Linked DNA regions of Mus musculus: all the other regions are linked to region 1. Evidence: chromatin loops called from intact Hi-C (ENCODE). Cell type or tissue: left cerebral cortex. All regions are shown on one strand.

What was found. A loop is a pair of places that touch in the nucleus more often than their neighbours do. Peaks named below come from ENCODE experiments on the same cell type or tissue, not always from the same donor. Only the 100,000 strongest peaks of a DNase experiment are listed, where the experiment ranks them.
Region 2: a loop joins it to region 1, with 2.0 times the contacts of the local background. A loop is called at or near these places in 4 of 42 quality-filtered maps.
Region 3: a loop joins it to region 1, with 2.2 times the contacts of the local background. A loop is called at or near these places in 6 of 42 quality-filtered maps.

Annotation. Positions count from the first base shown.
Region 1 is chr8:47,017,322-47,025,321 of GRCm38, forward strand. All of the region lies in intron 1 of Enpp6 (ectonucleotide pyrophosphatase/phosphodiesterase 6), which reads left to right. Among named protein-coding and RNA genes, the nearest start is that of Enpp6, 34 kb to the left of the region's middle. In left cerebral cortex, a CTCF peak has its summit at 4,176 (motif pointing left); a DNase peak (open chromatin) is centred at 4,091.
Region 2 is chr8:47,171,125-47,179,124 of GRCm38, forward strand. Gm51569 (a long non-coding RNA gene) reads right to left here and starts at 4,537. Exons shown (of 3, transcript XR_003947544.1): 1 at 1-4,537. In left cerebral cortex, no CTCF peak of the experiment used is centred here; no DNase peak of the experiment used is centred here.
Region 3 is chr8:47,207,743-47,215,742 of GRCm38, forward strand. All of the region lies in intron 1 of Stox2 (storkhead box 2), which reads right to left. Among named protein-coding and RNA genes, the nearest start is that of Gm51570, 9.2 kb to the right of the region's middle. In left cerebral cortex, no CTCF peak of the experiment used is centred here; DNase peaks (open chromatin) are centred at 673, 3,289 and 4,583.

The DNA.
Region 1 (8,000 bases):
CACACACAAGTGGAATGGAGCCCTTGAACTGAAATTATCAGTGCAACAAAGAGATTCTTCTCACAGCTAGCAGAGTGCTGAGTTGCTCATTGAGTGTAGTCTTTCTTCCCTGAGGCAAATTATCTTTCAGCACAGCACCCAAGAAGCACAATACACCCAAATTGTTAAGCAGGACCTGTGTCTATTCCAGGTTCACCTGTTTATAGTCTGATCACTGACTGGGACATTTAAGCTGTGGCTATAATAGCGACATTAGCTACAGGAGAGCTGTTCACCCCTGACTACAGAAAGAGACTGGTCTGACTTAATGGGAGTGTCTGGACTGAGGCTGTGAGCTTAGGTAGGCCAGCAAAATCTAGCATCAACAAACTAAATGACTCACACTGGCAAAAACTGAGCTTCCAATGGGCCAATGAAATGGCTGAGAGTATCTGCCGCTAAGCCTAGTCACTTGAGTTCAATCCCTGGGCCTAACATGGTGGAAGGAAAGAACTGACTCTAGCAAGTTGTCCTCTGACTGCCACATGTGCCTCATGTATACACACACACACACACACACACACACACACACACACACTCACACACATATATATACACACACACATACACAGGCATACACACATACACTCTCACATACATATCTACACACACACACACATATACTGTCACACACATACACTTACACACATGCACACACACACACACACACCCAATAAAGATGATCAAGGAACTTTCTTTAAAAGTATGTAGGATATAACAAATCTGGATGATAACTAAAGCTCTGCATGCTTTTATTTAACAATATATCAGAAGCCCAGGATCTGGAGACTTGCTCTAAAGCTGCAGTCCCCTGATCCAACCACGCAGGGAAAATGAGGAAATCAGCCCAAATCCAGGCAGCACTGTTTCCCTCAGCATGCTAAAAATGCTCAGCATTCACGAGGCCCTGGTCAGTGTCCTCCCCAAATCACCAGAAACAGCTAACCAAGACTGATCTTTGTTTCCGCACACCCTGCCTGGGCATTAAAAGCAAGTTAACACAAGAAACAGTTATCCTTCTCGCAGGGGCGTGATAGAGTGCTCCAACAGCTATAGAGACACTACCGTCTTCACCTCGGAGAGGTGACATCAGTAGGTAGAGACTTTGGGGATGATCAGGCGAGGAAGGCAAAGCTCTCATAGTGTTCTCATGAAAGAAAGAAAGGACCAAGAGAGATCCCCACTCCGGTCCCCAGTGCCACCTCCCCTGCACGCTCTTTCCTCTGTGAGATTGGTGTAGGAACATTGTGAGTGCCCACCTTCTCTGCACCCTGAATCTGTTGCCTCCGCTCCTGAATTTCTTAGCCACCGTAACTGTGAGAGATACATTTCTGCTGTTTTTCTTTGTTTATTTTTATTCGCTTTACATCCTGATCTCAGCCCCCTTCCTCCCCTCCTCCCAGTTCCACCCTTAAAATTCCCTCCCCACACTGCCCCTTCTCCTTCTCCTCAGAGACGGGAAGCCCACCTTAGGTACCACCCCATCCTGGGGGCATGAAATCCCAGCAGGTCTAGGCACATTCTCTCCCACTGAGACCCAACTAGGCAGGCCAAGTAGAGGGGGAAGGGGATCCAATGGCAGGGAACAGATACTGAGACAGCCCCTGCTCTACTTGCTAGGGGACCCACATGGAGAGCAAGCTATACATTTGCCACACATGTGTGGAGAGTCTAGGTCTAGCTCCTGTATGCTAACTGGTTGGTGGCCCAGGCTCTGTGACCCTTCATGGTTTGGTCCCAGGTTAGTTAGTTCTGTGGGTCTTCCTGTGGTGTCCTTGACCCCTTGGGCTCACTCTTCTACAAGACTCCTGGGGCTCTGCCTGCTGTTTGGTTGTGGGTCTCTTCATCTGCCTCCATCCAGTGCTGGATGAAGCCTCTTGGGAGACACAGTTATGCTCGGTTCCTGTTTGCAAGGATAGCAGAGTATCATTAATCATGTTAGGGGTTAGTTCTCACCCATGGGATGGGTCTCAAGCTGGGGCAGCCATTGGATGGCTGTTCCCACAGTCTGCTTCATCTTTATCTCTGCACATTTTGTAGATGAGACAAGTTTTAATAAAGAATAAACAACACATTTCTTCACCTTGCTTCTCTCTATAAAAGGAGGAGAAGGGCACACTGATCGTCTAGTTTACAGTACTTGATTGGAGTTATTGCTAGGATGGACGGACTCCTGGGAGCTGGCTCTGATGGATCGCTTGCACTTTCTAGCACTGGGAGTTACCTGGGTGATGATCTGGAGTCTGATCACTGGTTCTTCTCGCGATCACCTGTGGACCGATTACAAGTTTGACTGCAGAATGTGGCTTGGATCCAAGACCTATCTGTACCTGGCTCTTCATTTATTAACCCCCCTATGCTTACTACTGGCTACTGCTCCAGGCCACACAGCTGGAGAACTGCCCTGGGCACGAAGACTCCTGTCCTCAGGAAGAAAGAGAACAGGAGAGAGGGCTCCCACCTCCTGCAGTCCTGGCAGTATTGGAGGGGCAGGAGCCTTGTGTCTTTGAGTTTCGAGTCACCAGCTCTGTAAGTCTGAGGAACCTGATGTCCCTAGGGGGAGGAAAGAGCAGTTGGGCCAGTAAGAGAGTACGCTCATAGCCTTGCCACAGGGGAAGCTGAGAGGTGAGCCTCCATGGGACAGGTGTTGGCCGAGTTCCATCTACTGAGGAGGTGTCAAAATAAACTAGTTTCCCCTCCCAACCCCTTACTGTTACTTAAGAAGGAACCAAAAAGTCCAAAGAAACCTTTTCTTTTTTCACTCATGGTAATGAACTCAGTCGCTTTCTGAGTTTCACAGAGATCACAGTGGCTTTTATTGTCTGAAAACTGTTTTCAGCTCTTCCTTCCTTCCTTCCTCCTTTCCTCCCTCCCTCCCTCCCTCCCTCCCTCCCTCCCTCCCTTCTTTCCTTCCTTCCTTCCTTCCTTCCTTCCTTCCTCCCTCCTTTCCTTCCTTCCTTCCTTCCTTCCTTCCTTCCTCCTTTCCTTCCTTCCTCCTTTCCTTCCTTCCTTCCTTCCTCCCTCCCTTCTTTCCTTCCTTCCTTCCTTTTCCCCCACTTTGCTATGCTGAAGACTGAACCTGGGACTTTATCAGAACCTCATCTCTGCCCTCAACTTCTTTGAGCTTTAGTAAAACCAAACTTTCCAAACGAAAAGGTATCCAAAACAGAAATCCCACACTCTCTGTTTTCTTCTTATGCAGGAAAAATGATTTTTTAAAAAAATCATACTTTTAATTCATTATTAGGGAATTACTCAAAGCTACTGGAACCTACAGAGTGCTAAGGGAGTGCTTTCCACCCTCCCTTGTCTGGTGACCTCAAAACTACGAGTGTGAACGTCTCCAGTGAAAAATCTCTCCCCCTTTTAACATTTTGGGTTATTTTTATTGCAGGTTTTATGCTTCACACTATAATCAAAGCCTGCTATCTCTTGCTATCTTGGCCTTGCACTATTTGTGACTCCCCCTAATCACGACGCTGTCTGGCACACACATCAGTAGTCACTTTGAAAGAAGTGCAAATTGTGAGATGCTTCTTTCAATTTAATCTTGCATGTTTTATTTAAAGCCATTTCTTCACCGTACGAAAATCTATCTTCGAACATGTTAGGAAAATAGCATATATCTCCCAACAGATAACTCATGGGTGATATACACAGCAAATTTCAATGTGGAAGTTAAGTGCTTGGAGCAATGAGTAGATAATTCTTTTATATGTCTTGGCTGAGGGGACATTGTTTGAAAGATCATAACCTAAACAGTCTAACTTGATCCTTAGATTCCCAAATGTTCAAGGATATGTGCTAAGAGGAGTCTAGCGTGTGGAAATCTGAGTTGCATAACATATCCTTAAGCTGCCTGCCTTGGAATCGGACGTATAAAGATATTTCTTGGCGCTATGTCAGTTTAAAGGAATGTGTATATATGACCAGTGTCTAAAACGCATTAACCGGAGACCCCAGATTTCAGAACTTTGGGAGCCTCTCCTTCCACAGCTGGACTCTTTCCAGCAGGAGAGGAAATCTGAGATCATAGACTCCTTTGTGTGCCGTTATCCCAGGATGCTGTGGGGGATAGTTGGCTGTAAGAGATTGCTGTCTGCCCGGTACTCTGGAGTGCTGTGTGCCACCTTGTGGACATCTTAGTGTCTGAGACAATTGCTGTGGAAGTGGCCAAAGCTTGGAGGCCTGGGCTGGGGATGGGTTTTGGTGCTGGCAACCATGTGACTCAGTTTACCCCAGCACCCTGCCCTCTCACTAGCTCTGTTGCCCCAACCCTACCACTCAGCCACTTTAAGCCTTAATATTCCCACCTGCCAGCATCTCTGAATCTGAGAGGTATGCTGACCAAACAACCACAAGACAAAAACACCTAGAGTGAGACACCTTCCACTACCTTCTCAGTGTCACTGGTGCTGGGGTTAGAGTGGTGTGCAACTTAAAGCTTAAGGGTTTCTTATTTCTGGACTACCCCACGTAATACTTTTATGCTACAGTTGATCCTGAGAAGATGGAAAGAGAGGAAGACAAAATCCCGTACAAAGAAGGACCAGCTCTATTGAGCACGAGCTCCTACACCATGAATCAAGGGTCAAGAGATCCTAGAGGAGAAGGAACACCCGAGGCCCCCTCCACTTTTGTGCCCTGGGGTACCCTAAAACCTACATGTCTGTGTTCAGGGGGTCCACAGCCCATGGGGCCTCCTATATTTGGTTAAGGATGCCTATTAAGGCAATAATGCAAATTTCTTTTTAAAGTCTTGGATTCTGCTAGTCTATTTGTGTAGTACCTCATCCTCTGCAGCTTGTCTATAGACTAAGGAATAGGAGTTTAATAGACAGAGGAGGGCACTTGATGACCACACCCTTCCTCTTGCTCATTAGCCTTCTGGGATGGAAGTGGTGGTTGGTAGTAATGGGCCCCTGTGCTGCTCTACCACGAAACAGTCCTCCCCACTAAACAAATCCTCCCTACTAAACAGTCCCCCCACTAAACAGTCCTCCCCACTAAACAGTCCTCCCCACTAAACAGTCCTCCTCACTAAACAGCCCCAAAGCAACCTGCACCACCTGTTTATTGCCAGGATTGTGAAGGACTCACATTTCACCTGTGCCAGACCAGCACAGCTCCGAGAGCACGGCTCTTTTCAGAGCAAGTGAGCCACGTTTTTACTTTCATCCCCCAGTCTGATAAAAAGCAAGCATCTATTTTTTGTCCCCCTAAGACATAGCCAGCTCCCTATCTGCCCACCCCTCTCTACATGCTCCCATCTTTGGGTGGAGTGCCGGAGGAAGCTCCCCTTACCTCCAGTTCCAGCTCCTCTAGGTGGCCCTCCTGGACCCCTCCAACCAGGTTAGAGTGGGCATGTGCCTTGTGTGCACTCCCTTAGTCTTCTTCTCATGCCCTGCTCTGCTTTTACTACAAACAGGAAAGGTAAACAGATGCTTTTCATAGCAACAAGGGACCGGTCAGAGAAAACACCGGGCATGCGGTTATGCCTGACGCTTTGATGAAGCAATACACAATTCTAAGTGTATCTATCGCATAAAGTATTTGGGTAGACAAAGTTTCATACTATAACCCACTGATCTGAACACACACAGGCTCACCCACCCCTTGCTCTCAAGTGCTAGGGGGAATATTCTCATTAGAACTTTCTTGGTTTATCTCTATTTTCTCCCCTTTGCGTTTCCTTTTTCTTCTTTTTTCCCATTCATTTATTCATTCATTCATTCACATTACATCCCGCTCTCGGCCCTCCTTTCCTCCCAATCCCACCCTCACACTGCCCACTCCCCACTACCCCCTCAGCTTCTCCTCAGAGAAGGGGAAGCCCTCCATGGATACCAACCCACCCTGGCCTATCAAGTTGCAGCAGGGCGAGGTGCATCTTCTCTCATTGAGGCGAGGCAAGGCAGCCCAGCTAGGGGACAGGGACCCATCAGAGACAGCCCCTGCTCCAAGTGCTACAGAACCCACATGAAGTCCAAGCTGAACATTTGCTACGTCAGCATAGGGGACTTAGGCTTGACTGCTCCTTGGTTGGGGATTCAGTCTCATGGACCCAGGTGAGTGGACTCTGTAGATCTTTTGGTGGTGTCCTTGACCCCTCTGGTTCTCTCAATTCTTCCCCCAACTCTTCCACAGACTCCCCAAGCTCCGCTTAATCTTCAGCTCTGGGTCCTTGCATCTGTCTCCATCAGCTGCTGGATGAAGCCTCTCGGGAGACAGTTATGTTAGCCTCCTGTCTGCAAGCATAGCAGAGTATCATCAATAATGTCAGGGGTTGGCTCTCTCTCATGGGATGGGTCTCAGTTTGGGCCAGTCATTGGTTGGCCATTCCTTATGTTCATAGCAACTTTATTTGTAATACCCAGAAACTTGAAACAACCTGAATGTCCCTCAACTGAAGAACAGATAGAGAAAATGTGGTACATTTACATAGCGGGATACTATCCAACTATTAAAAACAAGGGCATCATGAAATTTATAGGCAAATGGATAGAACCAGAAAATATCATCCTGAGTGATGTAACACAGGCCCAGAAAGACATGCACGGTATGTACTACTCACTTATAAGTGGATACCAGCCATGAAGTACAGGATAACCATACTTCAGTCCACCAACCCAAAGAAGCTATGTAACAAGGAAGGTCCAAAAAAGGATGCTTGAATCTCACTCAGAAGGGAAAATAAAATAGATATCAGAGGTGAATGGACAGAGGGAACTGAGTGGCAGAAGGGATGGGGAGGGAAACAGGGGCGGGGATCAGGTAGGAGGAAGAGAGGGAGAGGGCTGGAAGAAAGAATGGTGGCTTCTCTGAGACCAGCCAGAGACCTGGAATGGGGAAGGCTCCTCGGAGTCTATGGGGTCATCCCAGCTGAGACTCCTAGCTGTGGGGAATATGGATCCTGAAGTGGTCACTTCCTGGAGCCAGGCTGGAATTCCAGTGGAGAGAGGGGAACACCCACCCACACATAAAACCTTTGTCTCAAAATTTGCCCTGCCTACAAGATGTGCAGGGATAGAGATGGAGCAGAGTTTGGGGAGATCGTCCTTTCTCTCCTTTTAAAAATAAGCCCCAGTACCCTTTACTGCTGTGGCCTTCTGAAGTGGGGGGCTCTCAACAGGAAATACTGCTCTCTTAAGTTCTTCTGTTTTCTCAGAGTTCTATGATAAGCACATTTAGGAGCCAATCAGAAGCTCTGGAAGGCAGACTTGCTACTGAGAGTCAAAGTTTAGAGAGAGATTTGGAGGTGGATGCTATGTGGAGAATGGAGAAGAGAGGAATGAGCTGAAGGGCACTCTAGATCGAGGGGCCGGGAGAGAAGCCTGCAGCAGCTAACAGAAGGCTGGCCTGCTACTCAGCTGCAGGTGCTTTGCACCGCAGTATCTTTGGTTCCTTAGTCCCCTGACTAGGGAACTTTACTCCCTGACGCTCAGCCTATAAATAGCTGGGTTCATCACCACCAGTGATGTCATTACCACCAGTGACCAACTATGCCCATCTGCTGGTTAGTTGCTGTCTATCTTCTATTTTACTTGTGCATAGACAACAAAGCCTGAAGTTGTGCCACCTCCATGTCTCCCAGGTACAAAGTCATTTAACTTCTGATGCATTATTATGTTGGACATGCAGAGGCCAGCCTCAGCCCCAGCATCTGAAAGAATACATACACACATTTCTGAAAAATTCTACTTTTACTATAAAGACATCCCTTAAACTGACTAAGATGGTATGCCAATTTTTAGAGCCTATTATTCTAGATACAGTTTAGTGCTATGGTAGGAATCTGTTAGATTTGCTTACCGGGGATCTGGGATACATAGTGTGGAAGATGCAAAAGGAACCATTCAAGAGACATAATGGAGGGCAGCAGCATTGCTGGGTATGCAGAATGGCAGAGACGTTTAATCTGCTGGGGGAAAAATAGCTTTGCAGGATTTGGATCAAATGCA
Region 2 (8,000 bases), 150 kb after region 1:
AAACAGTAAAAAGAAATAACAAGAGAGCATCTACTGGTTTATATTGGTTTTAAATGGTTGTCTTTCATATACAGTCACTTTTTCTTTTCTAAAAGAAGAAATATACTTATTTTCAGGGCTAGTCTATTTCTCTCTACCTCGTTCAGAAATCCTTGAATGAGTTTAGTTAAGACCACGTGAATGCTTTTGCTCTGTTAAGGAGGAGACAAGTACTGCATCCCTGAGCTACAAGTTAGGATTCTTTTTACTGTGCTTTTGTGTGTCCGTACATGTATACATGGGTGTGTGTGTGTGTGTGTGTGTGTGTGTGTGTGTGTGTGTGTGTGAATGTGGAACCCAGAAGTCAATCTCAGGTGTTCCTCAGGAGCTGTCTGACACAGGGTTTCTCACAGGGACCTGTGGCTCACAGATTAGCCCCAACTCCAGGAATCCCACTGCCTCAGCCTCCCAAGTAGCTGTGATTACAATCCAATATACCACCGAGCTTGCAGTAAGCCTTTTTATACTTAAGAAAGGCCAATTCAGCCTTCACCAGGGTGAGGAACCCAGAACATCCGTGGAGAAGGCAAGACTCACCGAGGGAAATGCTGTGGGGCTTGAGGGCATTACAGTAAGATGCTCACACATCATCACCTGTGGCCTTCCTGGCCATATCACGCTCTTGGTCCTGGAAACCTGACAGGGATGATGCTGGGAAAAAGAAATGACAGGGATACATACAGAAAATCTGGGATCTGGTGGGTTTTGCCCACTCTGGTGGAGGGTCCCTACTACACAACCTAGAAACCCAGCTTGTCTATCCTGTACAGCACATGAAAAGGCATGAGGCAGTCTTGATCAGGGGCCTATGCAGGGAGCAGTGTCGTTGAGCAGTGTTGCTGATTTTTGCACAGACTGTCAACATGTAGACACAGAGCAGGGGTCCTTAACATGGTCTTGCTCATGACAACAATATACTCACTCTGGACTTCAGCCTCTCCCTATGCTTCCTTCTGTCATTACCTCCTATTCTTCAACGTCTTCTTTGTCCATGGTCTTCTGGCCTTAAAATGAACATGCTTAGGGTAGAAAATTGGAGCACGCCAACAACTAAACCCAGGAGAGCTGCTTCATTGGATGTAAGACTTTGACGAGGTATGGATTCTCTCTTCCAAGTGTCAGTCAGGGATCTGGTCTCCCCCAGGGAACTCGTCATTGTAGACACTGTCCCTTGACCTGAAAACTAAGCTCAGAGCAGGACAATAACTATTGTGTCTGAAACCAGGGGTCACATAAAATGGCCTTTCTGGTAATGGCTCTAAACACTCTAATCCCAAAAGCTCAGGTAAGCTGAAGTGTTGGGAGATCTCTGACAGCATACTAGAGCAAGTCCTAAATAGAGGTGGCAGCTTTTTAATTAGAAAAAAAAGCAATTGAATTTTAGCTAACGTGAATATTAGAGAGTAACTGCAAGTGATTTACAATAGTTGAACTCCCCAGTTAATCTCTGAAAATCTCCACATTACAGCTACAAAACCAGCTAGTGAGACAACACACACACACACACACACACACACACACACACACACACACACGGTACAACTATTGTAGGATGGTAGGAAAAATGTTATCAGAAAATCAGATTCAAGGATTTGTTTGAAACATGTGCGATGTAAGGAGAGAAATGGCAGCATTAAGGTGAAATATTAGCTGATGGCCAAATTCCTATAGATGCTTGAAGAGAAAGAGAGGGAGGTCAGGAGGAAAGATGACAAGAAACAGAAAGAGAAACAAGTGGCTGAGAGGAAAGGGGTTAAATCAAGAGAGAGAAAATAAATTTCTGTTATAGTTCTGTGGAAATTTTGCATAAACAATCGTCAGATGCCGGTGAGATGGAAGATATAGCTAAGAGGAAGCACACATTGCCTATGTTCATAAATATTCCAACCACCGGGGAAGCCCCGCCCCCCCCCCCCCCCCGCCCCATCTAAGTACCCAAGTGCGCAGAGCATTAGATTCCCCGCTCCCTTCTTCTCACAACAAATGGTCTGTATGATCCACTAAGAAACACTGGTCCCTTCCACCCGCCAACAGCTTCTCCGAAACAGCTGGCTCTGTGGGTTTTCGTCACTTTTATTTTATCTTATTTTTGTAAGACAGAGGCTCGCATAGCCCTGGGTGAACCAGTTGTGTAGCTGAAGATGACCTAGCATCTGAATGCCTCTGCATCCGTGCTATTGGATTACAGACCTAGTATATGTGGTGCTGGGGACTGAAAGTGGGATTTGTGGGTGTTTGATGCAAAGTGCTCTACCAACTGAACCACATCCCCAGAAAGTCTCCACTTATCTTAACATGCCCCCTGCCTAGGTTGCATCGCCCCCGCCCCTGCCCCCCTCCCCAAGACTGCATGGAAAAACTATACCCAGTGTCCGAAGCCAAGGGACCCTAGTTTTTCCCAAGAAAGGCCCGAGATTCCCCTTCCATCTTCTAATCTTTTAACAACTTTATGACATTGTGAGGGCCAGCTCTCCCATTCTGGCTTTCTTTGGTGATAAGGAAAATGAATGAAGTCAAAAGACAGCCCTCTGCAGCGAACACATTTCCAAAGGTTTCACTGTTAAGCAGCCGCCTATGAGACTGTGTTCTACATGCTCCAAGTTCCCCTCACAGACAGCAAGCTGACTCCACTTCTTGCACAGTGAATCCACCCAAAGCTTTCATTGCTCAGAGGGGCATTGAAAAAAAAAGCAGGATGAAGGGAGACCCTTCTCCAAAACGAGTCACGGTAGGAAGTTTTTGCAGAGGGTGAGAGAGTAAACAGCGTTTGTCTCTAAGGTTAAAACAAAACCAAAACCGAGAGCACAGGGTTGGAAACTACACGTATTTTACAAGACCATGCTTTGATCGGCTTGGAAGGAGAGAAGAGTGCTCAGAGCCCCCACCCTCACCCTCCTCCCCCTGCCCCCCCTGAAAGGCATGGCCTGTGATCTGCACCTGGAGACACATAGAAACATAGAGTCGCAGAGTCTGGAAACATGGAGGAGGAGGTAGGGGCTTGTTACCTCCTGCTATAGTACTCAACTTGGCACAGTGCTTTCCTTCTTGGCAAAAGGGTTTGTGTGTGTGTGTGTGTGTGTGTGTGTGTGTGTGTGTGTGTGTGTGTGTGTGTGTGAATGTGTGTGAGTGTGTGTGAGTGTGTGTGTGTGTGTGTGTGTGAGTGCGTGTACACACACAGGGGGCAAAGGGGAAGGAAGGAAGGGAATATGCCTTAGAACAAAGGATACATGCAAAGGAATTTAATATGGAATCCCTGACAGGCTCCTGGAACAGAAAAATTATAGTAAGGCCAAAGTAAGGAAATGGGAATGAACTATGCACCTCAGTTTATACCACTCAAAGGCCAGCAAGATGGCTCGCTGGGTGAAGGTGCTTCCTGCTAAGCTTGACGTGGGTTCAATCCGCAGAACCCACATATAGAAGAAAGGAAACTGTTCTTGCAAGTTTCTTCTGCTCTGCACACACACACACACACACACACACCACTAAATAAGCATAGTAAAATAGTTTTAAAGATCTACTTTAATAGCAATCATTAAAAAATAATTAGTGCTGATTCATTAATAGTGACCAATGTACCATATTAAAATGAGATGTAGTTAACAGGGAAACTGGATACAGGACAAGGAAGGACTTTCTGTAATTCTTTTGCAATTCTATGAGCTTAAACTGTTATAAAGTAAAAGGTTTATTTATTATTTTTTGGTGCTTTGCTCTAAAAGATTCTATAGTCTCCTGCGTGTTGAGCTCAGGGAAGTCTCTCCTAATTGTTTATAGTTCCCTCAACTCACAAGAAAACAAGCCAGTTGGAAAACAGGTCCTCTATCATGCCCATTTGCCTGACTTCTTATTTGGTCCCCCAGGAGCCTCCCAGGTCTACCTCATTGGGCTGTTTTTAATGACAGAAGGAGACATGGAAGGGATAACTATCTCCAAGATTGGTGTCTTACTATAGAAACTTTTTGAATTTGCCCGGTCTGACACTGACTCTTTGATATTCATCTCAGAGGCTTTACAGTTGACTTCAATATCCTATGAAGGCCTGAGCATGGAAAAGAAACCCTTGTCTTCTCCAGGCTATTTGAAGTGTTCTGTTCCATCACACATGTGCTGCCCCCGTGAAAGGCATGGCCTGTGATCTGAACCTGGAGATACATAGAAACATAGAGGTGCAGAGGCTGGAAACATGGAGGAGGCTATGATGTTGCGCTGTGCCTGGAGACTGGTGATTCCCTCCACAAGATGATCACAGAGTCATTCACTGTTGAGAAAGAGAAAGTTCCATACTGATGTTGGGGCAAAGAACGGAAGACACTGCCTTGGACCACAGATATTTGAAAAGTACAGAATAATTTCCCAAGGTGACACATGTTTCAGAGAGTTGGTCATACAGACATCTTTTGTTTCACTGCCATTTACAGGCAAAACACAGAGATGATAGACTGATCAATGATAAATAGATAATAGTTGCTATAAAATAGATAGATAGATAGATAGATAGATAGATAGATAGATAGATAGATAGATAGATGATAGATAAGTATATGATAGGTAGATAGATATAGACAGACAGGTAGATAGAGAGATGAAAAATAGGTAGATGATAGATAGACAGATGATAGATGATAGACAGATAAATGATGATAGATAGATAGATAGATAGATAGATAGATAGATAGATGACAGACAGATAGGTAAATGATTGGTAAATAGATGATATATATATATATATATATATATATATATATATATATAGAGAGAGAGAGAGAGAGAGAGAGAGAGAGAGAGATTGATAGATAGATGTTTGGTATATAAATGATAGAAGACAGATAATGATGATAGATAAATGATTAGTAGATAGATGATATATAGGTGATAGATAAATGATTGTTAGATAGATAGATGATAGACAAATAGATGATAGAATAAAGAAGGCAGGAAAGAAGTGAAGGTAAGATGAGGAAGTGAAGGGGTTCACAGAAAAGGGAAGGAGGGAGGGAGGGAAGGAGAGAAGAAAGGAAGATTTTCTAATGGAAAAATAATTCCTTCCTCTTGAAAACTTGAAATGCAAATAAATATAAAAATATACTTTTTGCGATTTTGCAATTTGTTAAGAATGGCTCTGACTGAATACCCACAGGCCCAGGCTTGTGCAGGCAAGCACAGGAGCTGTACATTCGTGATTCCAACAGCCTTGTCATATCCCTAAGTCAGCAATCCAGCACCGCCGCCCCACTCCTCCTGGGCCTGCGCATTCTGCCCTCTCTTCCCCAATGTTCCCTAAGCCTTAGAGCAGTGGATCCCATCCTTCCTAATGCTGTGACACTTTAATACAGTCCCTTATGTTGTGGTGACCCCCCAATCATTGCTCCTTCTGTTGCTAATGTTCTGATTCACACTGTAAATATATGATATACATGGCAGATACCATGATACCTGTAAATATCTGATATACATGGTAGATACCTGATATACATGGCAGGTCTGATATGTGACCCTGACCCCAAAGGGGTCATAACCCATGATTTTGAGAACTGCTGCCTTAAAGGGAGTGATATAAATGTCCTGTTTAAAGCTGGGTCACAAAACAAAACCCAACAGAAAAGCATGAAAATGAGATAATTCCAGGGAGAAGGGGGATGGGCAAGGGTGGGAGGAGCAAGAGCACGGGATGAGGCTGCAGTGCATCATATACACACACATATGGACTGTCAGTGTGTTTGATAAACATACTTTTAAAGGAATCGGTTTGGTTTACTGCAATTACTTATCAGTAATCTACTCACATACCTATCTAGACATATTTGCACATTGCTGGTTAGTTACCTAACCCCGAGTGAGCATAGATCGGTGATTCCCATAGAAGAGCTGGCAGTTAAAATGCTCTTAACACAAAGGTTAGCAGAAAGAGGATGGTAGATCCATGGTCTGTGGACTTGGGCGAAGGCACTGTGAACAGGAATTTTAAACTATAACAGTTCCATTGTGGTTAGAAATAATTTAGACCAGTCACAAATTAACATTAAAAATGTTTTTTCTGTTAAAAACGTTTTGAGGAGCTGGAGAGTGCTTCCTGCTCGTCTAAGAGACCCGAGTTCAGTTCCTAGTACCCATGTTAGACAGCGGGAAATCAGCTACAAGTCTAGGTCCAGGGGTATCTGATGCCTTATTCTGGCCATTATAGTAACATGCACACTGGTATATACCCACACACCACCACCACCACCACCACCACCACCACCACCACCACCAAATAAATCTTTAAAAAGTCTTAGACATGTTTTTTCATGTATTTGAATGTGTGTGTGCACGTTACGTGTTTTAAGATCAGCAGGCAATTTGCAGGAGTCAGTTCTCTCCTGCTCTCTCCTGTCCAAAAGGCTTTACCTTTCTCCTGCCTCCCCTCTTTCGCTCTCTGACCTGGAAGTCCCTCTTCCTTCTAGCCAAGTGATTGGTCCCTTGAAATCTTTATTCATTAGGGGAAGGTTCTGTCACACAACAATAATCACAAAAATGTCTTTAGGCAGTCTAATAAAGTCAAAGAAATCTGAAGTAATAGAAAATAATGTGTGCAATTTTGCAATAGAGAGAAACAAGGAAACCATGAAGGGGTGTGACCAAAACGGCACTTGTTTTATGAAACCCGGAGGCTAAAGTACTCACCTAAAATGCTCAGCCTTGTTATTGAGCTGAGGCTAAACCTGAGGTTGTTCACCCACTTTGAGGGCATTAGGTCTGGCCCTAAACTCTTAGATATATCCAAGAAGGAAACTACAAAGTCACTTTTGCCTTTATGGATCTCAACTAACTCCGTCTCGCTTTTCATATCTGCTGTCGGAGGCATAGCTCAGGCCTCAAGATCCTCCTGTTGTGATTCTTTCAAGATGCATCAATAACTCTACCCTGCCTCTCCTGAGTGTAAAAAACTTGATTTTCCTCACTGCCCGAGGCCATGTGCAATGTGCAGACATCGCCACACACTGTCCCAAGGGTTACAAGATGAACCACTGGTTTGACAGAAAGAGTCTGGAGCCACTGGGCCTGAAAATAGGCCTATCAGTAAAGCCAAGTATTCCCAGAGTAGGGCTAAGATTTCCCAGTTAAATAAGTTATGAAAGTCAGGCAAATAACTCCTTTTTATTATTCGGTGTTTCTCTATTTCACAGCAGCCAATGGGGTAGGAGGCACTTATATTCCACTTGGACTTTTTCTATGGAGAATTAAAAAAAAAGTCTCCCCACTCTAAAAAGAAGTTAAAACCACGCTGTTTCCTTTAGAATGAAAAGACGTTTATGAACTGTGACCATTCTCTCAAACAAAGCCAAAGCCTGCTATCAATCTTCTTATGAAATTCCCTTATTTCCTCCATGCCTCCAGTTCACTGGATGATGCTGAAGTGCACACACAGTGCCCTTCCCTGACCATCCTAAGCACAGAGAATGACCACGCACTGGCTCATCCCCATCTCATGCCTCAAAACACTCCTGTGGCCGCCCACATCGACAGGCTTGAAACGGGAGCAACAAAATGAGGCTTGTCCCTGAAAGCCATCACTTTGAGCTCCTCGAATTAACTCAGAGGACAAGATCATTGTCTGAGGCAAGTTTTGGAAGTCTGTGTTAGGTTCTGCTTTTTCCAAGAAAATTGGTCTCCACTGTGGAGGTCTAGTGTTCGGGTTTTATAGGCTGTTTCTTAGTTTAGTTGTTCATTTGACAGAGTATCACTTTTAGTTTCAGAAGATGGACTTTATTCCACAAAGACCCATCACCTAGGAGGGGGCCTGTCACCAAGGGGACTCAAAAGAATCCAAAGGCATCCATTCCAGCCCCAGGGAATTGGCTCCAGGATCACCATGGATACTCAAACCCTCAACTGTAACAGAAAATCCTCCAGTGTTCACATGTATCCAATGCACATCTAAAGATGACGAGCTTTAAACCATATCTTGATGACTACAATAC
Region 3 (8,000 bases), 190 kb after region 1:
AAGAAAGAAACACCCTGTTCCTAGTACCTATAACAGTGCACTGCTTACACTAGATAGCCACTACATGTTTAGTAAACAAATACTTTTTGTTTGTTTGTTTGTTTTTGTTTTGTTTTTCGGGACAGGGTTTCTCGGTGTAGGCCTGGCTGTCCTGGAACTCACTTTGTAGATCAGGCTGGCCTCGAACTCAGAAATCCACCTGCCTCTGCCTCCCGAGTGTTCAGATTAAAGGTGTGCTCCACCACCGCCTGGCTAACAAATACTTTTTAAATAATATAAAAAGTAAAGAGTACTTTTTAAAAAACCAATTTTAATTCAAATTTTAGTAAGTAATTACAGAACAGAGACCAAATATACTAAAGCATTTTTTAAGACTCTCCCTAATTAATTTCATGACAGATGCCCCCTAAACACAGTATTTATCATAGAAAAATGTCATATATTAGGTGAAGTTTAGGATATGCATTTAAAGAGATCATTGGATCTCAACACAACAAAGCACCTTCAAAGTTATCAAGATTTCCTGGGGATCTTATATCAACATGAGTGACGAGCCAACTAGTCGTTCCTAAAATATGCCACTAGAAAATTCCTCCAAGTGCTGGAGAGATAGCTTAGTAGTTAAGAGTGCTTGCAACTCTTGCAGATGATCCAGGAATAATTCCAAACACACATATGATGGCTTGCAGCCATCTTTAACTCAAGTTCCAAGGGCTCTGACACCCTCTGCTGTTCTCTACAAGCGCCAGACACACGTCTAGTGTACACTGATATGTGCAGACAAAGAACACATACACATAAAATGAAAATAAATCATATTTTAAAGGAAAATTCTTTCACTTATTTTTTTCAAAGAAGACAAGAAACCACAAATACTTTTAAAATATACAACTCAAAGACACCAGCATTTTACATAAACTATGAATTATAGCTTACTTGTCTTTATTTTTATTTTTTACTTTATTTATGAATGTTTATGTATGTATGCTACATGTATGGTTACCCTCAGAGACCAGAACAGAGTGTTAGTCTATGAAGCTGTTACTGGCAGTTGTGAGTCACCTGACATGGATGCTAGATATGGAACTTGGATGCCCTGGAAGAGCAGTAAGTGCTTTTATTTAACCAGTGGGCCATCTTCCCAGAGCCCTACTTGCCTATAATTCATAGGACAGATTTTTCTACTGTAAGAATGTATTTGAACGTAGTTAGTAAAAGTCAACCAGGAGCTCATAGATACTTTGTGGGTTAAAGAATTATTTCTGAGCAGCTACCATTTCACTCTACCATACCAGAAAAATAAAACAAAACAATATGAGTAACTAGGCTTTATTGTAGCTTTCTTTTCTTTTTAAAATTCTACTTAAATATTTAAACAGTTGGGGTATAGATGCCCTAACTAGGATAATTCAGATAATATCAAACTCAGAGTAAGCACCGAATGTATTTCTCCTAAGTGAACTGAAAATGTGCAAAGACCAGAAAATGTTTCACTCGTAAGGGGAAGAAGAACATTTAACATTTAAAGTGGGTCAGTCAAATTGTGGACTAATAAATAGTGTTTTCTAACGAATTACTCTGTGAGTTGGTTAGCATGAGAAGTATAAGCTAGTGGGATGAATGAGGAGAGCCAAAGATGGTCCCACTACCATTAGAGGCAAGGAAAAACCTGCAGAGCACGAGGGGCCATGCTGACCAAGCATGGGGAGCTGGTAGCTCAACTGAAACAGGCTGGGGTGGATGAAGAGAAAAGATGAAACCCGATCCTGGTAGACCAGAAGGCTTAGAACTTCTTCTTATGAATCAAGGCAATTCCTGTGTTTCATATTGTGACATGCATGTGAGAGAAAATCACTCACAGGTAACTGCAGAATGAAGTAGTACTGACTATTGCCACCCCCACATCAACAAAAAAGATCTGACACAAGACACCCTAGATGCACGCCGGCTGTATCTTCCAGTCTACCCATCTGCATTCCTCACTTCCCTCTTGGAGAATGTCACTAACTATCACATATACTTCTACTCTCTGTTTTATCTTCCTACTTCCGGCCAGTTACTTTAGTTGGAATTATTTCCTCCCCCACCCTCATCTCTCCCTGCAAATAACCATCTATTCAAGAACCGCATAGTGCCTATCAAATACCTTTAGAAACTCAAGCTCCAAAAGTGTTCCTATCAGGGTTCTCTTTCAGGAGGAGAGGGTACACATTTAAAAATAATACCTAACATACTACAATAAAACCCTATCTTTTATGGATGACATTTTCTTCTTTCCAGTCATTAAGTTCAGGCTTGCCTCACTCATATGAGAAAGACTACACAACTCTTGTGATATTTATGACAACTTACATTCACACACATGCTCGTGCGCACACACACACACACACACACACACACGAGCACGCGCACACACTATCAATTATTCTGTTACCCCATGTTCTATTTTTCAGTGTAAATGTTCATTTAATTTCTACTGTGGGTTGAATAGCTTCTTCTATCCTTCATGTAATTCATATCCCAGATTCTAAATTCACATACCGCATTCCAATTCTAAACCATTAGTTGGGAAACTGAGCTGTACAGAATTGGGACACTCCTATTTTCTGATGGCATCAGGAGATACCCAGCTAAGAACTCACTTGCCTTTTTCTTTTTAAATATCATGGGGTAGTCTTCATGTTTATGGGATATATGTTGGGAGGGCATCTATGTCACAGTGTATGTACATATGGAGATGGCAGGACAAAATTCAAGAGCCAGTTTTCCCCTCTCACCACGTATTTCTTAGGATTGAACTCAGACCGTCAGTGCTGGTGGCAAGGGCTTTTACCAACTGAGCCTTTTTACTGGGCCAGGATCCAGTCTCATAGTTAATTATCTAGGAGCCTGTTTCCTTGTCTGTAAAACAAGGGACAGGTGGAATTATAACAGTGATTTCTTCATGCTCCAAAAGTCTACGATTCTCTATTAATTCAGCAGGATTTGGGCTAAATAAATAAATAAAATCACAATACAATTCTCATGTCCAGCTGTATTTCCAGGTGTTGTAAAAATTACTTCTGTGCGTATCTGACCTGGAAGAGGCTTTCATTTTGAAAGAAATGGTTAGATGTGCCTGCTACCCTATTTTCTTCTTGCATAATAAAGCCTTCAGAGTTCTAACTCGGGCCTCACTGAGGTTTGCTCCCCAGGACTCACGTGCTCCCCCATCCCTCCTCCAGTCTGCCAAAATTAACACTGGACTTAAAATTATGGCTACCAGTAAAATTACCACTTGCAGCAGAGATGGCAGCCCCTCATCAAACATGTGAAACGTGCTTTTGAGATGCTCAGAGCCCACAGGGATGAGACAGCTCGACTCCCTTCAGCAAAATGTGCTTCCTGTGCCAAGTTTTATCTCAGATGCCCTCCCGGGGCTGGGGGGCAGTCATCCACTCTGAGGGTACAGTTAAGTGGACAACTACTCTGATTCCGCAGCACCAGACAAATCTTGTGTTTTACAGTTTAATTCAGTTGATTAATCTCAATTTTATGTATAGATGCTGCTTGGTTCTTTTCACAGGTCTACTACAATATCATCCCAAATGTCCTTCTGGAAAGGCAGACATAGCCCTTTCGTATGCACACTCTCAAAGAACCCAAGCAGCCTTCGGAAGGGACGGACAGAGCATATGGCTTCCATTAGCTCGCAGGCTGCTGAGAAAGTTTCTTTGAAACCAGATTACTATACTCGACTTTTCAACTGTTTGTACTGAAATCTGGAAGAAAATGGGCATTGAAAACGGCACTTTTACTAGTTTAGCCTAAGTTTGTTTTTAAAACGCCACCGACTTCAAAACTGTGAGGCTGGACCCTTTTTGCAATGGGCAACGAAGGAAACTTGACACTTAACAACAGGAAAAGGTTTAGAGCATTTAGAACCTCTATGACAGCCTCTCTAGGGGTTTCTAATGCTTAATTTCAACCCTAATAGTTCGGTGACACAAAATCCAATTCTAAGGTTATTATTTGAGGAAAGTATTTGAACTCAAAAGGTAACTCGAGGAGGAGGCTTCTATTGCAAATGCTGGAATTGATCTTACCATTGGCTATGACTTCCTCGGACACTTGTAATGAAAGCAGGGCTAAGCGGAATCGTGGTGACTCAAGAGCACACACACCAAAACCAGTTGATGTCCTCATGCTATTAAGAATGATGCTGGCTCATGTCTGTATGATGTAGAAAGGTGTAGCTGACAGAGAAGATTAACTGAGGAGAAACCATCGCCTTTCTAGTTTCTGGGCTTCCATTTGCTACCTAAGTTCTACTTTTGCTACTGAGGCTTGGCTCTTGTTGGAAAACGGTTACAGAATACAGAGAGGTTAAAAAATGAACAAAGCAAAGCAACAAGTGGACAGCAGTGGGTGAAGGCCCCCCTCCATATAATAAGACACAACGGTTGGCACCCGTCCTGATCCTAACACTTTAGACAACTTGGCCATTTGCTATATAGATTTATAGCTGAAGAACTAGAGTGGAACCAGGAGCTATCCGAAGCGCTGCACGCTTCAGTACACCACATCTTTGCGAAAACTCCATGTTGGAAGCCAACCATAACCACTGAGTGTGTGGGAGAAACCAGGGAGTAGAAAGCAGCAGACTGTCGCTTATATACCAGGGGCTTGCGTATCTCATGAATGAAAGGACCTGCACTCGAGGACAAGATCAGACTTGGCTCTGCTTTCTACCAAGATGTTGGTGATAAGAGCCACTCTCTGTTCTCTACTCCCTGACCCAGGATTAAATTAAAGCCATTTACCACCTGAGATTAAAAAAAAAAATCATGATAAAATACTAATCTTGGCCAACAATATAGTCTCTTGGATATCATACAGCTCTATAAGGCCCATAGGTAACAAGTGTCCCACAGAAGGATAGAGTCTTCCTAAGAGAGAGTACCTCAAGACCTAAATTCCTAGTGGAAACTACCATCTATATCCCATCCATTGCCACCATCCAGCCAAACCCTGCCTGTTCATAAAGATACATCAGATGTTCCAATCTCTACTGATGAAAATTATTCAATGATAATTTAATAAAGTGGCCTGACATTTGCAGGGCTGTTCCCAGAGTTAAAATCCCCAGGGCTGTGTCTCAGCCTCTGTCGTCTGGCTTCATCAGCTGAAGTATCAGGACTATGCTGTGACTGATTTCTGTGAAATACAAGCCTACCTCAACAACCAAGCCCAATTAAATTCAGGTCAAATGTGGTCAGATTAGCAGAATCCCGACTGTAACAACCTCTACTGAACAACGGCCGCAGGAAACTTAAACTGTCACCCTACCTCCCCTTCCAATAGCCAGGGAGGGTGTTCTGAAGGAACTCCGTGAGAATGGCAAAGGACAGGAGAAAGTTGAACGGCCATGAACAGACTCACAGAGAAGACTCCGACTCACTGTTACTAAGTCGCCCTCCTCCCCTTAATGTGACATGTCAGGACAGAGACAAACCCCAGCACTTTGTTATTACACCATAAGGTTGAGACCCCAACTCCGCACTTCATTAGTGACATCACTGGGGAAAAACGGTTTATATTTTGTGTCTTAATTTCTTCTCTTTTTTTTTTTTTCCATAGTGTCTACAGTAGCAATCCCCAATCTTCCTAACGCTGCGATCCTCATACTAAGGGGACCCCCACTCATGAGATCATATGGTTACTCCTTCCTAACTGTAATTTCTTCTGTTATGAATTGTAAATATCTGATATGCAGGATATCTGATATGTGACCCCCAAAGGGGTCATGACCTACAGGTTGAGAACCACTGCTCAACAGTGATGCTGACCTTACAGTGATTGTGGGAATTAGGTGACACTATGAATGTTCAACCTACTGCCTTTGGGACCTAATATTTAATAAATAGTAGCTAGCATTTAAAATATATAGTCCCCAAGCCTGTCTAAATCTAATCCATTTCTTCTTCACCAGTACTTAAATTTATTCCAACATAAAATTAATTTAATTATAAAAAATATTTATTTTAAAAACTGAATTTAGTAATAAAAAGAAGCCATTTTAAAAAATCTTAACCCATACTAAGGAGGGAGGTTGTCCTCCTTATACTATCATAAGCATCTTCCTGATACTCAGTCAGGGCACCTCCCCTGAGGGAACGGGATATTTCCATTGAGATACAGGGAGACTTAACAATTTTGGGATGAGAGACAATGGCTTTAGAGCAAAGAGAAGTCACAGATTTCACTGGGACACTAGAAGATAGGAAAGGTTATGTACAAACAGTTATAAGGAGAGTAAAGAAAGCTGGCCTGTTTCAGAACTGTGACTGGGCCAACACGCACGCACACTGCCTAAGAAACACGTCTTAGTACTAAAGATAGGTGACGTCAGGAGTTAGGGTGATGGGCCCTGGGGTTCTCAGGCCCACAGTGAGCATCTCTTCTCAGAAAAAATGCTCTGCGGGAGCAACATTAACATTGGGAGTTTTGTTCTCTCATTACTTCAGGACAGCTTAAATATCCCCAAATATCCCAATAAAACCCAAGTGGGCTGCTATGAATGCCACATTTAAAAGCCAAGCACTCACATGTATTCCTAATGGTGAGCGAGCCCTGTGCCTGCACGGCTTTCGCAGCTATAATGGCAACTCCGTGTGAAAAAGAATCAGAATTTCCTGAGCCTCACATAACTCCTGAGGTTTACCATGGTGCTCACATACCTTGTGAAGATGCATTTTAAAATGTAATTTTTAGAATGCACTGAGTTGTGCACAGTTTTTGAGCACATAGGAGGTATAAATTTATAACGGGTAATGATCAAACAAAGGCACCCATAACTGTCAGTTTTCTATCGTGTCACGTGGGTTCTTCTCTTCCAGTTATTTCGCACCTATCATAAAATGTTGCAGACCATGTCTCCCAGTCTGTGCTGTAAACACCAGGAATGATTCTCTCTAGCAACTGTATTTTGGAATTTATTGTATGATCTCTCTCATAACCCCTCTCCCTCTCTCCTCCCCAGTTTCTGGTGATTTCAAGTCTATTCTCTTCCTAAGAGATTGAGTCTTTCAGCTTCTATCAATTTATTAGAACATATTTCATTTGTCCTTATGTGGGTGGCTTATTTCATGTAACAGGATGTCTTCTGGTTCTATCAAAATTAAGTAGTGTTATTATTTTGCATATATGATAAGTGAATGCTTTCAATAACTTCCCTCCAACTCTCTACTGAGTACTCTCTGCATGTGAACAAATTAAGAGGGAATGGGAAATACAGAAAAATCATACATCTCGTTTTCAATGAGTACAGTTTAGACACAAAATTCAAAAAATTAATAATAAAATATTCCAGTTCATGTTCAAAGCATCCTTTGAAGGACTATGGTAAAAATAAAAACAATAAACAGAAACACAGAACATATGGCTAGCAGATTCCCCAACAGGAGCCCAGCCAAGGCGGTTGGCATTCATACTTGGGAATCAGAGGTAGAAGGATTGGAAGTTAAAGTGCGGCCTCGGTTACATAGCAAGTTCAAAGCCAGCCTAGGATATATAGGATGCTTGCTGTTTCAAAAACAAAGTCAAAACAAAACCAAAACCCTCTAAATAAAGCTCCAGTTGCTGAGGAAATGCTAACGGTTGACAAATGTGGTCTCGTGAACTTACGAAGCCTCACCCTGGCAAAGGGAAGTTAACAGAAGAAGCACCGGGAATAGAAGACAAGGCTTTGCTAGCTATACCTGTGCCACAGGGGGTTATCTTCAATCTGTAAACCCCCCAAAAAACTAAAAGAAGAAATTAAACAAACTAATCAATAAATGGAATGGCGAAACAGACAGTTCTCAAAAGAAAAACACAAACAGCCAGTAAATGGGTCCCTCCAGTCATCAGAGAAATACAAATTAAAAGTACACTGGGATTCCATTTTATCCCAATTCAAAATGGCCATCATTAAATTTTTAAAATGCTGGCAAGGCCGTGGACAAAAGTAACTCTTCTAT